Regions from separate parts of the Homo sapiens genome. Here region 1 is linked to region 2. Evidence: chromatin contacts called from ENCODE Hi-C or POLR2A ChIA-PET data. All regions are on one chromosome and are shown on one strand. Each heading gives the region's core, a stretch centred on a gene start or an enhancer-like site at or near the end of the contact. The rest is flanking DNA. Distances are from core to core; before and after follow the strand shown. Region 1 overlaps PRKCB (protein kinase C beta). Region 2 overlaps ERN2 (endoplasmic reticulum to nucleus signaling 2).

The links. A loop is a pair of places that touch in the nucleus more often than their neighbours do. ChIA-PET counts read pairs that join two places held with the same protein, here RNA polymerase II (POLR2A). Pooled maps may share reads with other maps.
Region 1: a pooled map shows a loop between it and region 2 (2.8-fold over the local background). The contact joins two enhancer-like sites. A Hi-C loop is called at or near these places in 1 of 50 pooled maps. POLR2A ChIA-PET finds 5 or more read pairs at or near these places in 2 of 52 experiments (H1 and WTC11).

The regions. Positions count from the first base shown.
Region 1 is chr16:24,031,942-24,036,869 of GRCh38, forward strand. It overlaps PRKCB (protein kinase C beta), which reads left to right. Exons shown (of 17, transcript NM_002738.7): 4 at 195-306; 5 at 3,478-3,606. Among named protein-coding and RNA genes, the nearest start is that of MIR1273H, 170 kb to the right of the region's middle. Within about 2 kb of position 3,295, at least 6 of the 41 ENCODE cell types and tissues checked have a DNase peak (open chromatin) inside an H3K27ac peak, as active enhancers do.
Region 2 is chr16:23,695,603-23,700,607 of GRCh38, forward strand. ERN2 (endoplasmic reticulum to nucleus signaling 2) reads right to left here. Exons shown (of 22, transcript NM_033266.4): 13 at 4,937-5,005; 14 at 292-376. Among named protein-coding and RNA genes, the nearest start is that of ERN2, 15 kb to the right of the region's middle. Within about 2 kb of position 3,694, at least 6 of the 41 ENCODE cell types and tissues checked have a DNase peak (open chromatin) inside an H3K27ac peak, as active enhancers do.

The sequences.
Region 1 (4,928 bases), core at 2,045-4,544, 340 kb after region 2:
CCTTCATTCCTTCCACAACTATTTATCCAGCACCGTTTCTGGGCACAGGGCTCCAGCGATGGTCCCAACAGGTACAATGACCTCTGGGGACCAAGTTCAGTTCTTGGTGAGTTCTCCAGTGCCTCTCGATGTAGGATGAACCGTTGGCATGCTCCACTGACGCTGGCTCCTTCTGTTGTTTCTCTTGGCTCCAGGACCCCCGCAGCAAACACAAGTTTAAGATCCACACGTACTCCAGCCCCACGTTTTGTGACCACTGTGGGTCACTGCTGTATGGACTCATCCACCAGGGGATGAAATGTGACAGTAAGTACTTTTTCTCTCTGGGGGCATCTGCTGATGGCAGAAGCAATGGGAAGGGCTGCTTCCACTTGGTTTGGGGTCCAGGTCTGCCATACATTCCCCCCTGTCCTCGTTGGGGCTGGTGTACCAGTTATCTGTTGCTGCATAATGATCCTCCCACCCCAAAACACTGTGACTGAAGACAATAAACATTTTTTTAGCTCATGACTCTGCAAGGCAGTTCTTTGAATCTGGGCTGGCCTCAGCTGATGTCACGCATGTTCATAAAGCATGAACTCATGGTTCATGGTGGATTAGCAGATGGAGGTGGGCTGGGAGCTGTCTGGGCCATGGTGGCCTCACCCACATGTCCTGGAGGATGGCTGGCTGTCATCTGGGTGATGGTGATGACCAGGCCACGTGTCTTTCCTCCTCAGTGGGCTAGGCTACCTAGCCTCCGTGCATGCACGGAGGTCACAGGGTCCTGAGTTTCTTAGGAGGGCAAGTCCCATTGGCAGCCACACTTCAAGTCTCTACTTGTGTCTTTTGCTCCTGATCCACTGGTCAAAGCAAGTGGCATGTGAGATGCACAGTCACAGTGTGGGAAGGGGCAGTCCATGGCTGTTGACACCCAGAGGCATGAACAAATCATGGGCATTTCTGCAGCCATGCACCACCACTGTTTTCAGCATTGAGATGTGGGGCTGATGCATTCTTTGCATGGAGAAGACCTGTGGCCCTGCAGCACCCACAGGTTTGTGCTGGAGGAGGAAAGAGCATCATTCTCTGGCCAGGATGTGGTAGGAAAGGCAGGTGGGGTAGGACTCCTCTTTATGAGGCCAAGGCCCGGATGGCCTGTGGGGCAGGGGAGCAGACAGGCTTTGAGAGCTATGGCCACAAAGCTACAGGGACACTGGAGGTGCTGGTGGCTCCCACAGACCTGTTGGTCTGCAGCAGGCTGGGTGTCATGAGGCTAGTGGTACTGCTCTCCCAAGGGTCCTGAGGCCCAGAGGACAGAGGGAGAAAGTCATAGGGCAGAGAGTGACAGAGAGGACTGTGAGGGTGAATAAGGGTGGTAGGGAGCAAGACAGACAGCAAGAAACACACATGCATAGACAGACACAGATGCAGGGGAAAGATGGACACATGCAACCCTAACACAGGGAGGAATGTGGGGCGTGGAAGCTACAGAGAGACTCAGCTAGAGAGAGACTCAGGCAAAAGGAGGGACAGGCAGACACACAGACCAACAGATAAGCCAGGTGCAGTGGTTCACTCCTGTAATCCCAACACTTTGGGAGGCTGAGGCGGGTGGATCACCTAAGGTCAGGAGTTTGAGACCAGCTTGGCCAACGTGGCAAAACCCAATCTCTACTAAAAATACAAAAATTAGCCAGTCAAGGTGGTGGGTACTTGTAATCCCAGCTACTTGGGAGGCTGAGGCAGGAAAATCACTTGAACCCAGGAAGCAGAGGTTGCAGTGAGCTGAGATCACACTACTGCACTCCAGCCTGGGTGACAGAGTGAGACTCTCAAAGAAGAAGAAGAAGAAAAGATAAAATGATTGGCATGGACACAGAGAGAGACGCCATTACACAGGCTCATGCAGAGGTATAGAGATGGAAAGACCAGAGACAGAGACAGAAGCACACATGGAGAGCCACAGAGAGACACGGAGGAGAGAGGCAGAGAGACACAGTTGGAGAAAGGGAGAGACAAAGAGGCCAGAGACAAGTGCAGAGAGTGGAACAGACCGATTCACAGACACGGCCAAGGCAGTGAGCCACGTGCAGAAGTGGGACAGCAGAGACAAGAGACATGCAGCAACGTGGAAACAGAGAGACAGACACAGAAACATGGCAAGAGCCACAGGGGGACAGTGAGGTTGGAGCCTTCTGCCTGCAGGACACCAGCTCCTCTTACCACACATGGGGCCCTAATATAGGGACAATGTCCCTGCCTCAGAGACAGTGGTGGGTGGGAGCTCAGGCTGGTGCTCAGGTCCCAGAGGGCTCTCCCTTCCCTCCCCACAACTCATTTCTAGTTTTTGTAATAGGCCTGCTGCCTCCTGGGACTTGGGTGGTCTGAGAAGGGTCCCTTGCCCCCAGATCCCTTGAAATAGGGGCCCATGGGGTGACTTGGCCTCTCCTTCTGGCTTCTCCAACTGGAACTAGCGTCCCCCTGGAGAATCCTGGGTGCCTGGCACACCTTCCTGGAGTGGGGCATTATTGCTCAAGACCTAGAAGAAATCACCCACCACATTGAAATAGACACAGATACTCTACGGAGGAGTGCGCAGAGGGAGTGGATATCCTATAACATGAGAGATGGCCGAAGGCCAAATTCAGTGTATAGGCACATTTTATCCACCCTGCCCTGGCTCTAAATCTTTTTCCTTGTAATTAATTATGGTGGACACTATGGCCAGCCCAGACCCCCTCTTCATGGTCCCACCCCATCCCCTAGCTGTGGTTCACAGCAGTGCCCCATCCTGCATAATTGCCCAAGATAATGCCTCTTCCAGGGAGACCAGATGATTGTGGTGCCCAGCCCTCTTGTCTCAGTTTGGAACAACTCTGAAGGGTCATCTCAGCTCTGGGCTCCCCCTAACATCAGCTTTGATTGCATCCACGTGGCAAACGAACTTCTCCCCACAAGAGCACTCCCCAAAAACCTTGTGCTCAAAACTCCCCGTCTCAGACTCTTTCCAGGGAGCCCAACCTATTAGCTGTTAATATTTAAAAATCAGAGCTGTCACGTACACATCGAGATTCCTGCATACGTTGAGAAATGGGGAATGTTTTTGCTCTGTTTCCCACTTGGCTTGGCCAAGTCCCTGCCACCCCCTTAGCTTTCCTCACTCATGTGACCAGCCAGCCTGTGAGCATTGAAGTTGGTGACTCTGGCTTCAGAGCCTTAAGGGGTGTGGGGTGTGCTTGCTTCAGACTGCACCCTTGGCTGTGGGTGGGGAACAGACAAGTTCTACCTCCTTTGCCCATCAGGGTTCAGGGGGAAGAGTTGGAAAAGCCCTTCTGATGAGATCCTGGCAGGCAAGTTGGTCTCAGCCAGGCTCGTGTGTCTCAGCTGTCTCAAAGGAGGGAAACAGGAAGGGCTCAGCGGTCTTGGGTGGGGCAGATGTCTGCAGCCCCCAGCCTGGGCCAGCCTAAGCCACATCCCCTCTCTCTGCCCTCACAGCCTGCATGATGAATGTGCACAAGCGCTGCGTGATGAATGTTCCCAGCCTGTGTGGCACGGACCACACGGAGCGCCGCGGCCGCATCTACATCCAGGCCCACATCGACAGGGACGTCCTCATTGTCCTCGGTAGGTGGCCCTGGGGCTCCACTGGCTCCTGACCTTGCTTGACCTGTGTGATTGAGAAGGGGAGGGTGGCGGAGGGGTGGGGCAGTCCAGTGGAGGGGTGGGGCAGTCCAGGGACGGGGAGGGGGTGTGGCACTGCTTCTGCCCCATGCCCTGCCCATGACAGCCCCTCCCTGCAGCAGGGGGATCTTTAGAAACTGTACACCCTCAAAGCTTCGTCCATCAGCACCCCAGGCTGACTTGGGTTCAGAGAGGAGACGTCTGAGTTCCTTGGACTTCTAACTTCCTCAGGATCCTCCACTTCCCTTCTCTCCTTCTCATTTCCCACTCTTTTTTAGTAATCTTTTGGGATGGGTAGTTGCATTTCCTTTACTCAGATAGCAGAGAAGGGAAGCTTGCTTCTTCCGCAAACTTTTCCAGCAGGAAAAATGGAGTCTTGATGATAAACCCCAGATTTGGAGAATATAATATCTTGGGAAGGAGGAGGGTTGGAGGGTGCAATTCAGGGGCTTTCCACATATTTGAAATATTTCTTTCTTGAACCTGATGGTGGCTATGCTGTAATTTTATTATTCTCTATATTTTCTGCATGTCTAAAATATTTCATGATAATTAGAAAGCAGGATGGTACAGTCTCCTGGGAGATGCAGTGAGAGGAGGAGCTGCTGGTGGTGGTGGTGGTGGTGGTGGTGGGGCTGTCACTCATGTATCCCAGCATTCAAGACATACCTGGCTCTGATATGGGAAGTTCAAGCAAAATTGGAACTCAGCAGCACTGGCTTGAGGAATACTCAGCCATAAGCCCCGGTATAACCAGCACTGAGCTGGCTGGGAGTGGAGCTAAAACTTTGCAGGAATTTCTTCTCAAAGGCTAGTGACAAACTACTGTGGACTTTATATATCTAATGAATATAAATAAGGGTTTATGAGTTGGTAACTCAGGAAATTGATCATGGAAGAGATTAATTTTGCAAAAATTAGTGTTTCTGAGGCCTCAGACTGGTTCAGTAGCTCTGATGCATTGAGCCCTGGGTTGCGGAGGGGCTTTACGTAGATTGTGTAAAAGCTGAAAAATACTTATCCCTGTACAATATAATTCTTTTAAACTTGAGATTTCGTGAAGCCCAGTGAGATTTTAGAAAATGTGCAATCCATTGCATTATGTTTTCCTCCAAGTGGTCGCCTGCCTCCCAGTGTGATGCTTGGGGGCCCCAGGGGAAATCCCGCAGTTTCAGGTTCAAGGGAAGCCAGTTTTCCCCACTGATTGAGGTTCCCGATGCTGGTGAGACAAATATGAGACTCTGCTTCCCTCTGGTGTCATTCTG
Region 2 (5,005 bases), core at 2,444-4,943:
ACCTGTAATCCCAGCTACTGGGAAGGCTGAGGCCCGGAATTGCTTGAACCTGGGAAGCGGAGGTTGCAGTGAGCTGAGATTGCACCACTGCCCTCCAGCCTGGGCAACAGAGCAAGACTCAAAAAAAAAAAAAAAAAAAAAAAAACAGATAAAGGAAAGAGCAGGACTGGCGAGTGAGGGATCAACCTGTACCCACCTCGGGGAGTCTTTGAAAGAATGTCTCTCCAGGGGACAGTGCCCACGAGGGCTGTGAGTGCCATGTCCCCAGCTTGGCTCCTGGCTGCCACTCACCGGAAAACGAAAGTCCCGCCTGCCCCGCGGCCCAGCACGTCCTTGGGATTGAAGGAAATCTTCCCCACTACGGTGAGTTGCTCAGCTGGGGGAGAGGAGGGTGGTGACTCAGGGAGCCTCTGCCCACCTTTGCCGGCCACTGGCCCAGTCCAGACTCACCTTGACATTTTCTGGGCCTCCACCCTCCCATGCTCAGCCTGGTGCAGTGGGTAAGAGCAAGGGCCCAAGTGCCAGACTGTCTGGATCCAATGCCTGGTGCTGCCACTGATTCTTTGTCTACTTAGGCAAATTCCTCACTTCTGTGCCCTCGGTATTCTCATCTGTAGAGTGGGGAGCTAAAGCTAAAGAGCCCACACAATATTATTGTGAGGATTAAATGGATATATGGAAAGAACGGGTGGAGGTGATGTTTGCTATATTATCCTCTTTTATTTCTCTCCCTCTTTCAGCATCTTCTGCACAGGTTTGTTTTGTTTTGCTTTGTTTTCCCTTTACATCCTCTGCCATTCTGCCCACCTCCACCAGTTGTAACTGAATCCTTTTAATTGACACTGAATCAGCTTCAACTTCAAGGTAAGGTGAGTTCTGGCAGTTGGAAGAGTGATGAGAGTGAGTATAGCCACAGAAAAAAGACTGGACCGGACAGAAGCAGTGGGCATTGGATGCTAACCTGCCCAGAGTTAGTTCCAGGGCAGCAGGGGTACCCCTAGAGGCCTCGGTTTCCCATTAGGATGGGTGGGGTCGGCTCAGGTGGGCAAAGATCTGTAGGTTGGGACAATTACTGCCCTTCCCTTTGGGCAGCCTGTGAGAGACGTCTCACTCTGACCCTGGCAAATCTGGGCAGGCTGTGTCCTGCTCAGCTCCAACGGGCACTATTCATATGGCAAAACATATATGGCACCCCTAGAGTTGTGCAGTGCGGTGGTCCTGAGAACACTCTACTTTATAAGAGTTTTTAGCTTCAGTTTTTACAATCAGCTCTGGGAAGAGTAAATGAAAATCAGCATTAGGGCTGGGCACCGTGGCTCACACCTGTAATCCCAGCACTTTGGGAGGCCGGGAAAGGTGGATCACTTGAGTTCAAGACCAGCCTGGGAACATGATGAAACCCCATCTTTACAAAAAAAACTAGCCAGGCATGGTGTTGTGTGCCTGTCATCCAGCTACTCAGTAGGCTGAGGTGGGAGGATTGGCTTGAGCCTGGGAAGCAGATGTTGCAGTGAGCTGAGATCACGCCACTACATTTCAGCCTGAGTGACACAGCAAGACCCTATCTCAATAATTAATAATAATAATAATAATAATAATAATAATAATAATAAAATCAGCATTAGGGATCAGTGAGAAAACACCAAGTTGCACCTTAGCATTCCTCTGGATTATTTGCTTAGAGTTCATACTCATCTGTCAGTAAGATGCAGGCAGTACCTTTGGTATACACTGGACTTTCTGGAGTAGATGGGCTCAGGCAGGGCCTTGCTGGAAGTACATCACCCACACATAGGAAAAACAGGCAGATCAGAGAGCAGGGACAGAGCTGCTTGAACAAACCCTGCTCATCTGACTGCAGGTGACAGTCACCCTTCTGGGCCCTCTTTGTGTCACTGGCTCTGCTGGACTCAGAGGCTCTTGTGTGTCTGCTCTCAGTACTCTCGGCATGGAGTAAACACTTGCTTAGAGTTTCCTGGATTAGATGTTCAGAAGCACCCTCGAAGAGACAGGCCAGACTTAAGGCCACAAAGGCCTTCAATGCAGATATATGAGCTGGGGAGGCTCAGTCTGCACACACAGATATTTGTTATCACTTTGCTTAGCCTTTTGCATAATTATAATGGAGAGGCAGCAAATGTGGGAGTTTTTGTCGTTGTTGTTGTTGTTTTAGAAACAGGGGCTCACTCTGTCACCCAGGCTAGAGTGCACTGGCGTGATCATAGCTCACTGTAACCTCGAACTCCTGGGCTCAAGCAATCCTCCTGCCTCAGCCCCCCAAGCAGCTGGATTACAGGCATGTGCCTCCATGCCTGGCTAATCTTTTTGTATTTTTAATTTTTGTAGAGATGGGGCTTCACTATGTTGCCCAGGCTGGGCTCAAGCAATCCTCCCACCTAAGCCTCCCAAGCTCAATTCTAAAGTAATCAAAAATCTCGTGTCAGGGAGAAAGGGCATACAGTCAGAATTACCTCTGGAAATCCTGCATACACATGATGGACTTTGCTGCTGCTTCTACACAGGTTGGGGAACACTTACAGTCAGTCACATTCTTTCACAGGTATTTGCCAGGTATTGTTCAAACAGGGGCACCATCCCACAGAAATTAGGGCACTTGCTGGAGCCAGCCACATGCATTTGGACCCCTGAGCTGCCACTTATTAGCTTTGTGAGCCGGGGGTAAGGATGGGAGTTGTCACTAGACCTTTCTGCCTTAGTTTCCTCTTCCATAAAAGGAGAATTCTATAATAACATTCACCTCACAGGAATGTTATCTCATGAGTTAATGCATTCAAAGGATTCAGAACACTGCCTGGTATAGCCTGGTATACAGTAAGCGCTATAGAAATGTTATCCCTGGTTCAGGCTGGATTGCATCCACTTGTTATTGAATACATGATGCAGCCAGAGGTCCTGAGGGAGGCCCAGCCAAGCACATGTAGATGAATTTGTGTAAGTTTTTGTTTTTGTTTTTTGTGGGTTTTTTGTTTTGTTTTGTTTTGAGGTGGAGTCTTGCTCTGTTGCCCAGGCTGGAGTGCAGTGGCGCAATCTTGGCTCATTGCAACCTCTGCCTCTTGGGTTTAAGCAATTCTTGTACCTCAGCCACCCCCCAGTAGCTGGAACTACAGGCACCCACCACCACACCAGACTCATTTTTGTATTTTTAGTAGAGATGTGGTTTCACCATGTTAGCCATGCTGGTCTCGAACCCCTGACCTCAAGTGATCCCCCTGCCTTGGCCTCCCAAAGTGCTGGGATTACAGGCATGAGCCACCGTGCCCAGCCAAATTTATTCAAGTTAAATGAAAGTTGGCTGTGACTCCACTGTAATTTTGTGAACCATAAAATAGTCCATGAGGACTTTGACAAGAATGATCCTGGGGAAAGATGGAGTCCTGGTTGTCCAGGTAAAGATGAGCCAGACTCAACTCGAGTCCGAAGGTCCAGGGAGATGGGCGTTTTGGGGTACAGTGGGGTGAGTATTACTTGGACCCACCCAGGGCCAGTAAAATGACAAAAACTACAACAGCTCAGGGCTCAGGAAATCCTGCTGCAGGGCCCTCTAAAAGAGCTGACCCCTGAGGAAGGGGAGCTGTTTTCCTCTGGGCTAAGGCACAATGACCACAGAGGCGGACATTGCGAACAGCACTGGAGTATCAAGCCAAGTGTGGCATAGACTTCCGCCTGAGAAGGTGACGGCAGGGTGGGGCCAAGGTATGAGGAAGTGGCTTGAGCAGTGACTAGAAGGTGCCAGCACAAGTTCACAAAGACAACCAAAACCATGAGCCAGCCCAGAGCCAATCAAGCAGAAGTAGCCTGGGCTGATTGGTAAAGGCATGCAAGAAGCCCCTGGAACATTCCAGATGCCAGAGGAACCTTGAAAGATTCACAGCTCACTGCAGCCTCGACCTTCTGGACTCAAGCGATCCTCCTGCCTTAGCCTTCTGAGTAGCTGGGACTGCAGGTGCACACCACCACGCCCGGCGAATTGTTTGTATTATTTGTAGAGACAAGGTCTCCCTATGTTGCCCAGGCTGGTCTCGAACTCCTGGCCTTAAGCAATCCCCACCTTGGCCTCTGAAAGTTCTGGGATTACAGGTGTAAGCCACCATGCCCAACCTAAAAGGGCTTTAGTCTTTAGAAGACTAAATTGAGAAAAGATAAGTGTTTAAAAAATAAAAGGTACTAAATTGTACAAAGGTCGTTTACTATTATTGTTTCCAAATATAACATCATTTTAACATGAATATTAATATTACCTAAGTATTATTTAATAATAATGATTGTGACTTCTCATGATGAGATGATGTAATGAACTGGATGTTATTATTCCCATTTGACAAATGAAAAAACTGAGCTCAAAAGAGGTAAACAGAGAGCAGCCTTAGATCTATACCCAGTTTTATCTACACCCAGGTTCCTTGAAAATAATAATACAATAATGAGCTGGGCATGGTGACTCATGCCTGTAATCCCAGCACTTTGGGAGGCTAAGGTGGGAGGATCACTAGAGGACATCAGTTCAAGACCAGCCTGGGTAACATAGCGAGACCCAATCTCTGCAAAACAAAACAAAACTTTAAAACTAGCTGGGCATGGTGGTTTATGCCTGTAGTCACAGCTACTTGAGAGGCTGAGGAGGGAGGATTTCTTGAGCCCAGGAGCTTGAGGCTGCAGTGAGCTATGATTGTGCCACTGTACTCCAGCCTGGGCAACAGAGCAAGATCCTGTCTCCAAAAAAATAATGATGAAAAAATGACAGCAGACACTCCTAGAGTGCTCAATTACGTAGCAGGCTCTACTCAAAACACTCTTCTTAATTCATGTAGACCTAACCACCCCACTATAGTGGCTTTTAATAAACCAGCTTTGCAGCTAAATCTGCCCCTGGCTTTTCTCTGTTCCTGACTGCCCTGTCTTGTTCACACAGGCTCACCTTCAGGGTCGTCGAGTGGCTGGGCTTGCTTTGAGGGACTCTGAAGCCTCTTCTGGCTCCTCCGGCTGG